Regions from separate parts of the Homo sapiens genome. Here regions 1 and 2 are each linked to region 3. The links are chromatin contacts, found by Hi-C or POLR2A ChIA-PET in ENCODE. All regions are on one chromosome and are shown on one strand. The core of a region is the stretch at or near the end of the contact, and the rest is flanking DNA. Distances in the headings are between cores, read along the strand shown. Region 1 holds the start of KCNK15 (potassium two pore domain channel subfamily K member 15). Region 2 overlaps JPH2 (junctophilin 2). Region 3 holds the start of TTPAL (alpha tocopherol transfer protein like).

Evidence for each region. A loop is a pair of places that touch in the nucleus more often than their neighbours do. ChIA-PET counts read pairs that join two places held with the same protein, here RNA polymerase II (POLR2A). Pooled maps may share reads with other maps.
Region 1: a loop to region 3 is called in a map of dorsolateral prefrontal cortex, with 2.9 times the contacts of the local background. The contact joins the promoter of KCNK15 here to the promoter of TTPAL in region 3. A Hi-C loop is called at or near these places in 9 of 168 maps with a recorded cell type or tissue (B cell, CD4-positive, alpha-beta T cell, Caco-2 and 6 more), 3 of 37 single-sample maps with no recorded cell type and 26 of 50 pooled maps.
Region 2: a map of chondrocyte shows a loop between it and region 3 (2.4-fold over the local background). The contact joins the enhancer-like site here to the promoter of TTPAL in region 3. A Hi-C loop is called at or near these places in 3 of 168 maps with a recorded cell type or tissue (astrocyte of the cerebellum, chondrocyte and mammary epithelial cell) and 1 of 50 pooled maps. POLR2A ChIA-PET finds 5 or more read pairs at or near these places in 1 of 52 experiments (activated CD4-positive, alpha-beta T cell).

What each region holds. Positions count from the first base shown.
Region 1 is chr20:44,744,596-44,747,295 of GRCh38, reverse strand. It overlaps KCNK15 (potassium two pore domain channel subfamily K member 15), which reads right to left and starts at 1,431. Exons shown (of 2, transcript NM_022358.4): 1 at 1,103-1,431. The coding sequence starts at 1,385. KCNK15-AS1 (KCNK15 and WISP2 antisense RNA 1) reads left to right here and starts at 1,069. Exons shown (of 5, transcript NR_132377.1): 1 at 1,069-1,331.
Region 2 is chr20:44,136,022-44,138,721 of GRCh38, reverse strand. The region is part of intron 2 of JPH2 (junctophilin 2); the gene reads left to right. Among named protein-coding and RNA genes, the nearest start is that of JPH2, 50 kb to the left of the region's middle. Within about 2 kb of position 1,406, at least 15 of the 41 ENCODE cell types and tissues checked have a DNase peak (open chromatin) inside an H3K27ac peak, as active enhancers do.
Region 3 is chr20:44,474,556-44,477,255 of GRCh38, reverse strand. It overlaps TTPAL (alpha tocopherol transfer protein like), which reads right to left and starts at 1,382. Exons shown (of 5, transcript NM_001039199.3): 1 at 1,265-1,382. RefSeq lists a silencer at 1,277-1,406 and an enhancer at 1,497-1,586.

The DNA.
Region 1 (2,700 bases), core at 182-2,681, 270 kb before region 3:
CATTTTGCCTTTGGGGAAACCAGGGCTTGGACAGGTGGAATCAATTGCCAGAGAAGGCAGGTGGCAATAGAGATGAGACCAGAACTCCAGTCTCTGTGATTCCAGAACTCATACTTTTAACTCCACTGCAAAAACCACAGCTCATATTCACTTGCAAGAGCATTATGGGGAAACTTTCTCCAAGGCACTGGCTTTCGGACTGGTGATCCAAGCCCCAGGGGGGGTGCCGGGACGTTCACAGCTGGAGCCTGGGGAGTGGCTGGCACCAAGCCTGGAGCCCTGCAGAGCCCACTTCTCTCCTTCCTGTTCCCCCAGGTTTAGGCTCAGCAGGTACCAGCCAGATGGTAGTCATGGCAACAGCTGGTGGTCCAGATGCTCCAAAGGAACTGCTCTGCATCCCTGAGGGCAGAGTCCAGAGCCTGTGGTTATCAGTCATTCCTTTAACAAGTATTTATTGATCATCTACTGCATGCTAGGCACGGGTCATACAGCAGTCCCTAAGACAGACTGGGTCCCCATTCTCATGGGGTAACAATAACAATTGCAATAATAAAAAAATGATCTTTTCTTTGTAGTGCTCTGTATGTGTCATGTTTTAGCACAGGCCTTGTCTGTGCATAGTCTGTCTCCTGAATAATAACTCTCACCACAGCCCTGAGATAAGGCCGATTAGCGACACTATTTTACAGAAGAGAAAACTCTGGCTCAGAGAGGTTGAGCAACTCGTCTAAGGTCACACAGCAAGTGTGAGGCAACCAGGCAAGGAAAAGCAAATCCAGCCACTTGGTCTCCCAGCCCCGCTTCACCTATCTCCAAGCCCCTTGGACGTTTTCTGAGCACTCCTGGGTCAGCCTTTTGGCAAACTCGATTTACTGATTCCTCCCGTCCCTGCCTGCGTGGGCTGACAGCTCCATTCAGCAGAGGGGGGCAAAGGAGACCAGGGAGACGAGGGAGGCGAAGGAGATGAGGGAGGCTCGGTGAGCCGAAATGACCCGTCCAAAGTAGCTCAGCTGGGCGGGGGCAGAGGTGGGACCGAAACCCAGAGGCGCCCCGGGACGGCTGGGGCTGGAGCGGGCGCGGAGGGAGGCTCCGGGCGGCTCACCGATGGTAGTGATGACGGTGATGGCGAAGTAGAAGGAGCCGGGGAACTTCCACTGGCGGCCGGCGCGGTGGGGCTCAGCCTGGAGCGCCAGGCGCTCCAGCTCGCGGTAGTCCTCGGCCGAGAAGCCGAACTTCCTCCGGAGAGCGCCCCGCTTCTGGACCAGCAGTCGCTGGCGGCCGCTTTCCGCCTCGGACTCGAGCGCGTCGAAGACAGCAGCGCCCACCAGCAGGTAACACAGGGTGCACAGGACCAGCCCGGCCGCGCGCACGCTCGGCCTCCGCATGGCGCCCCGGCCCCGGTACCCGCCGCGGTCCCAACCTGCTCCGTGTGCCCGGACCGCGCGCTCCGCCCCCTCCAACCCCGGCCCCACGCGGCAGGGTTGTGACGGGCGAGGCGGGGCGACTGCCGGGAACCTGGAGGCTGGGATCGCCACGGGTGGGGGCCGGAAGAACCGCTCCCCTGTCCGCCTCCCACTCGCCTGCCCGGGGTTCATGTGTCTGTGAATAGTGAGATCTGAAGCAAAGGCCCAAACCCCGGGCCTGCAGAAGTCCTGTTCCCGCCACTAACTCATGTTGTGACCTCGTGCCAGTCTTCCGTCCTTCCTTCCGTCCTTCCTTCCTTCCTTTTTCCCTCCCTCCCCTCCCCCCTCCCCTCCCTTCCTCCCTCCCTCCCTCCTTTCCTTCCTTCCTTCCTTTCACTCCTTTCCCCATCCCTCCCTCCCTTCTTCCCTCCCATCCTTCCTCCCTCCGTCCCTCCCTTCCTCCCTCCGTCCCTCCCTTCCTCCCTCCGTCCCTCCCTTCCTCCCTTCGTCCCTTCATCTCTTCTTCCCTTCCTTCTCTCCTTCCTTCCTTCTTTCATTCAGTCAGTCAATCCTCTGACAAATATTTACCAAGCACCTACTGGTGCAAACAACATTCCTGTTGTAAGTAAAAGTGATATCCTAGTGAGGAGGGCCAGCTAACAAACAAGAAACTAATTTAAGACAGGAGTGAGAAAGAAGGAAAAGGGATAGTTTCTTGGGGAAGGTGAACCCCACCATCTAAGGTGGTGCTTAAAACAGAACTGAGCATGACTTGGCAGCCAGAATAGCAGAGGAGCCGGTGTCGCTGGAGCCCAGAGAACTGGGGGGCAGATACTTTGGGGGAGCAGAAGGAAGGCAAAGAGGCAACTTCACACAGGGTCTTACAAGCCCTTATGTGGGTTTATTGAAAGCCATGGAAAGGCTGTATTACAAACACAGGCAAACAAACACACACGCAACACCACCACAATGATCTGATTCATATTTTTTAAAGAGCCCCTGGCTGTCATGGGGAAAAGGGATGGTGGCTAGGAGTGGAGGCCAGTTCGAAGGCTAGTGTAGTCCAAATGTGTGAAGATGGAGAGAAATGAGGGGATCCGGGATGCACCGGGGAGGTGGAGTTGGGCGCCCAGCTGGCCACATTGCCCAGCCTTTCTTGCACTTAGCAGGGTCTATGTGACCAAGCTTTAGCTCATGGAACATGGGCAGAAGTGACATATGCCACTTCCAGGCCTGGCCCATAAAACCCTGCCCTACACGTGCTCCATCTCTTTCCCCCACCAGACGGCTGAATGCA
Region 2 (2,700 bases), core at 157-2,656, 340 kb after region 3:
TCATTAAACCCCATCCCTCAGTTGCTTATTAAAATCTTGGCCAGGTGCAGTGGCTCATGCCTGTAATCCCAGCACTTTGAGGGGGCCAAGGCAGGAGAATTGCTTGAGGCCAGGAGTTTGAGACCAGCCTGGGCAATATGGTGAGAACCCATCTCTACAAAAAAATAAAAAAATTAGCTGGGTGTGGCAGTGCTCACCTGTAGTCCCAGGTGCTGTTCGGGAGACTGAGGCAGGAAGATAGCTTGAGCCCAGGAAGTTGAGGCTTCAGGGAGCCATGATCACACTACTGCACTCCAGCCTGGGCGAAAGAGCCAGACTCTGTCTAATAAAGCAAACAAACTCAGACTCAAGGCTGCTTGCTGCTGGGCTCTCAGTTAAAAAACAGCGTGTAAGAGACGCATTAAAGCTCACGCCTGTAATCCCAGCACTTTGGGATTACACTTTGGGAGGCACTTTGGGAAGCCAAGGTGGGCAGATCACGAGGTCAGGAGTTCGAGACCAGCCTGGCCAACATGGTGAAACCCCGTCTCTACTAAAAATACAAAAATTGGCCGGGCGTGGTGGCGGGCACCTGTAATCCCCGCTACTCAGGAGGCTGAGGCAGAAGAATTGCTTGAGCCCGGGAGGCAGAGGTTGTAATGAGCCGAGATCGCACCACTGCACTCCAGCCTGGGTGATAGGGCAAGACTCCGTCTCAAAAAAAAAAAAAAAAGGTCTTTTTAAATTTTTTCTCTTTTTACAGATGCACTTTCTACAGTGTTACTTAATGAATGGTCTGGTACCACCTATCATTCTTGGTCCTGCCAGTAGAAAGCATCCCATCCTTCAGAGACACTGGCCTGAAAGACAGATTTCTCCTCTCCCTCTTCCCAGTGTCAGAGAGAAGGAAAGCCAGTATTTAGAAGGACTTGTTCAAAATCCAGTCTTTGAAAGGGCAGGATTCAAAGACTTAGCCCAGTTGTGACTGCTATGATGGGATAAGGCAACGGGGTTGGAACCTCCTCTGGACCTCCAGTACCTGGCACGGTGCCTGGGGCCGAATCCGATCTCTGGAAGTGTGTTTTGAACAAAGGGATGCAGTTGTCCAGAGGAAGGCTGGGTTCGGCCCCGCCTGGTGGCTTCTTCCTCCCCTGTCCTTGTGACAGCAGGGTCGCCAGCCCCCAGGAGCAAATGGAGCTGCCTGGAATTCCTTCCCAGAGCTCCTTATCAGTTTTTAGAGCAGCCTGGGGTGGGGTGCGAGTGGGTGTCAGTGACACTGGGATCTGCTCTGGGAAAAGCTGGAATGCCCCAGCCGAGCCCCACCTGGGGAGGGGCGGGAGGCGGGGGAGGCCGCTGGGCTGGGAGGACTCAGCTGTCACATTCCTCCGGCTCACAGAAAGCTCTCCTGGGCGCCTTGTCCTTATTTAGGCAGGAGATGTCTGCTGACTGGGGCCTTGTAAGATGCCTTTGCAGGCCGGCTCCCGGGTGGGGTGGGGCGGGGCGGGGGCAGAGCACACCAAGAGCTAAGTCAGCAGGCTCCTGGGCAGGCGAGCCCCAGGGTGGGAGCCCAACCCTTGGGGAGAAAATCCGCTAAGTAGTGATAACAAAAAATAGCAGCTAACATTCATGGGGTACCTACTATGTGCTGGGCACAATGCTGAGCTGGTCTGTAAGTTCCAGAAGGCGAGTCTCTCCTGTTCACAATGGTACCCCAAGATTAGCCCAGGTTCTGGTACACATAATGTACACATATACTATATACTATATGCACATTCAGAATATCCAGAAGGGTTGCATCAGTCTGGGTTCTGGCAGGAAAGGGTCTATTAGGTGCCTAGTAAATCCTTGTCACAACTGAATGAATATACCCTTCACATGCCACAATTTACATAATCCTTACAAGAAGTAGCTACTAGTATAGCTAAGTGCTATTAGTAACCCATTTTACAGATGGGGAAACTGAGACTGGGAGAGGTTCCATGACTTGGCAAAGATCATGCAAGTTGGAAGTGAGGGAGCTGGGGTTTGAAACCAGGTTGTCTGACTCCAGTAGTAACTAATGCTTCCATCTTCTTATTTTGGTGTTAAGCCACAATAGGATTCCTGGCTTTCCTCTTCCCTGGCTGTGTGGATTTGACGGGTTATATAATCTTCTCACCTGCAAAGTGGGGATAGTGATACCTACTTTAGAGAATATTGTGAGAATTAATTAAGAAAACGCATGCAAGTGCCGGGCATCTAGTAGGTGCGCAGCAAGCATTGCCTATTCATAATGGTGATGTTGATGTTGATGATGATGATGGCGATGAGTCCCAGGGGATTCAGCATCCTCTTGCTGGGTTGCACCCAGGGAGCAGAATAGGCAAAGGGTGAGGCCATTTTCCAGCAGACTTCGTCCCCCTGCAGGAGCACGGTGACAGTCATGGCCCTCTGGAGAGGGTGGCAGGACCTTCATCCTGTCTGTGTTTCCTAAAGAGAAATGTTCACTACTCCTAGGCCATCTGAGGCCTCCAGGTTCCCCAAGCATGAGGCTGGAAGGGGTCTGGGGTAGGTTTTACCCTCTGTTCATCCATGGTACATGATCACATTTTTGTGTCAGCTCCATTGCCCAAGGCTTCCATGAAGCACCTCCTGTGGACCTGGACTAACTTGCCATCCCTTGCTGTCTGTGTACAGGTTGTCTTGGGCAAGTTATTGAAATGCTCAGAGTACTGGTTTTCT
Region 3 (2,700 bases), core at 133-2,632:
GGAAGTAACCAAGAGATGCCTGCAATCCCATCAAACATCAGTGTTCACAAGGTACAAGCCTCACCTCAAAGCCCCTCTCCAGCCTCATTTTCCATCGCACCCCACCTTGATGCACATTAAATGCCAGTCAAAACAAACTAATAACCCATCATCCTTGGAATAACTCGTGCACTTCTGATACACTCTGCCTGGAATTTCCTCTTCTAATTTGTTCCTAACTTGACAGCTCAGGCTCAGCTGCCATGTCACCACCTCAGTGAATCCTTCCCAAACTCCCTGAGGGTGATTCCCTCCAGTTTTCCACAGAACTGGGTTCCTATTTCTTTTTTAGAAATTACAGTCCAATGCTATGGGCATTTATCTAGAGTCAGTTTCACCACGCACTCATTTATCAAATAATTACCGATCACCTACCATATATGTCAGGCACTGTGCTCACAGGCACTGGGAACACAGACGCAAACAATACAATTCCTTGCCTAATAAAGCTTACATTATAGTGGAATGAAGAGAATGCATACTTGAGCATTTTACCATGTATCAAGCATTGCTAAGCCCTTTACCCATTTCCTCATTTAATCTTCACGTTATTTGGTGAGAGCGCTATTACTGTTGCCATTTTACAAAGGAGGACAAAAAGGACTGTCCCCTAGAATCTAAGTTCCACGAGGGCAGAGGGCTTGTCTGCCATGTCCACTGCCACCCCCAGTGCCGGGCACATGGCAGTGGTCTGTACACATCAGCGGAGGATATAGGTTAAGCGATTCGCCCAAGGGGGCACACCCGGTGAGGCAGAGCAAGGATGCGTCTAGCCCCACCCTGGGCTTCTAATCTGTACCCTCCACCTGGAGCTTCATGTTGACTCTCCAGGGACTCAGCAGTGCCGAGCGCTCAGCAGGACTCAGTCACAGGCTGGTGAATGAGCTGACAGGCGGACATATGAGTGAGATGCAGACACCATTGGTAACGGTGAAGCCAAAGATCTCCCCCACCTGGAGCCCATCCTTTCTGGAGCATCACTTTCCTTTCCACCCCTTCCTCTCAACAAGGAGAGGTCAGGAAGCCATCTCTCCTAGAGCCCCCGAGACCCCATATCCCGTGGACAACCTTCCGAGGCCCCCACTTCCGGCTGTCACCCCCTCCCCAGGTGTCCCCATTTCCTGGGGTCTCTCGCTCCTCTGGTCCCCACTTCCGGTTATCCTTCCCTCTCAGGGGTCCCTCTCCTCAGCTCCCAGGGCACACGGATGGGCTCGCGGGCACTCACCGGCCCGACTACGGGCGGAGCGCGGGTCAATCGGCGGCGGGAGCCTCGTCCGGCAGCGCACGCAGAACCGACCCGCACTCCCTGCCCGGCCTGCCCGGCCTCTCGCGCCGGAAGTGACGATCCAGGGCGTGGGAGGCGGGGCTCCGCCTAGGAGCGCGCATGTGCGACGCCTCCCCGCGGCGTTGGTGTTCAGTCCCCACCTGGCTGCCGGAGCTCCGAGCTGCGGACCTGGAGTGGCTGGGAGGAGCTGGGGCACCAGCCGCTTGTCAAACCCGGCTTATAGATGGGGAAACTGAGGCTCAGAGAAGGAAGGAAAGAAGCTGCCATTTTCCAAGAACATGCTAACATGTACCTGTTGTTTAACATCCATGATCTCATTAACTCCTCATATTTATGCAATTCCCCTATTTCAGGAAAGGGAAACTGGCAATCAAGGCAGTAAAGGGCTTCAAACCCGGACCTCAGGATTAGCATTCTAGACTTCCCCCCACTATGGCTGCTATCAGGACTAGCTGCTCCAAAAAGGGAGACTCCAAACCAGGGGACATCTGTCTGTCATTAACTGAGTGACCTGGAGCAAGTCCCCATTCCTTCTTGTGCTTCCGTTTCCTTACCTGAAACCTGATTCTTGCTCTGGAGCCTGATTCAATAATTACTTTTTTCCTGCTTTGGGGTTCATTACGTTCCCTCCAGACAAAGGCTTTACTAACTCCCACCCCAGTCCATTAAGATCCGCCCGCAAGTATTTTGTGCAACTGCAACTTTGAGGCAAATCTCCTAGGTCCCTCTGAGGCAGAACCTCTGGTGGTCCAGGAGAACTCTGAGCCTAAAGAAACGACCTTAAACAGTCTTTTCATTTTCCTACCCCAGGGGCAAGAGGAGTCCCAAGAAGATGGGAAGTGACCCATGAGGGCCACAAGAACGTGGCAGTTTCTGCCAGATTGAGGGGCAGGGGGCAGCAGTATGGAGGCGACCTGGGAATCATGAGTTTTGACTCCTGCTCTCAGTTTCATCACTTCTAAGATTGACAGACAAAATATATAACATTCACTACAGTTTGAATTTCAGATAAACATTTAAGCATGTTCCTTTCCAAACACACACACACATACACACAGATAAGTGTGTCCTATGCAACATTTGGGACACATTTATACTTTAAAAATTGTTGTTTATAGGAAATTCAAATATGACTACTGGGCATCCTGGATTTTGTTTTGTTTGCTAAATCTATGTATTATTTTCCTGTTACTGTTACAAGGAATTACTGCAAACTTCATGGATTGAAACAACACAGATATATTCTCTTGCAGTTCTCTAGGTCAAAAGTCTAAAATCAAGGTGTTGGCAAGGCTGCATTCTTTTGGGGATTTGGAGGAAGCATCAGTTCCTTTCCTTTTACAGTTTGTAGAGGCCACCTGCATTCCTTAGCTTAT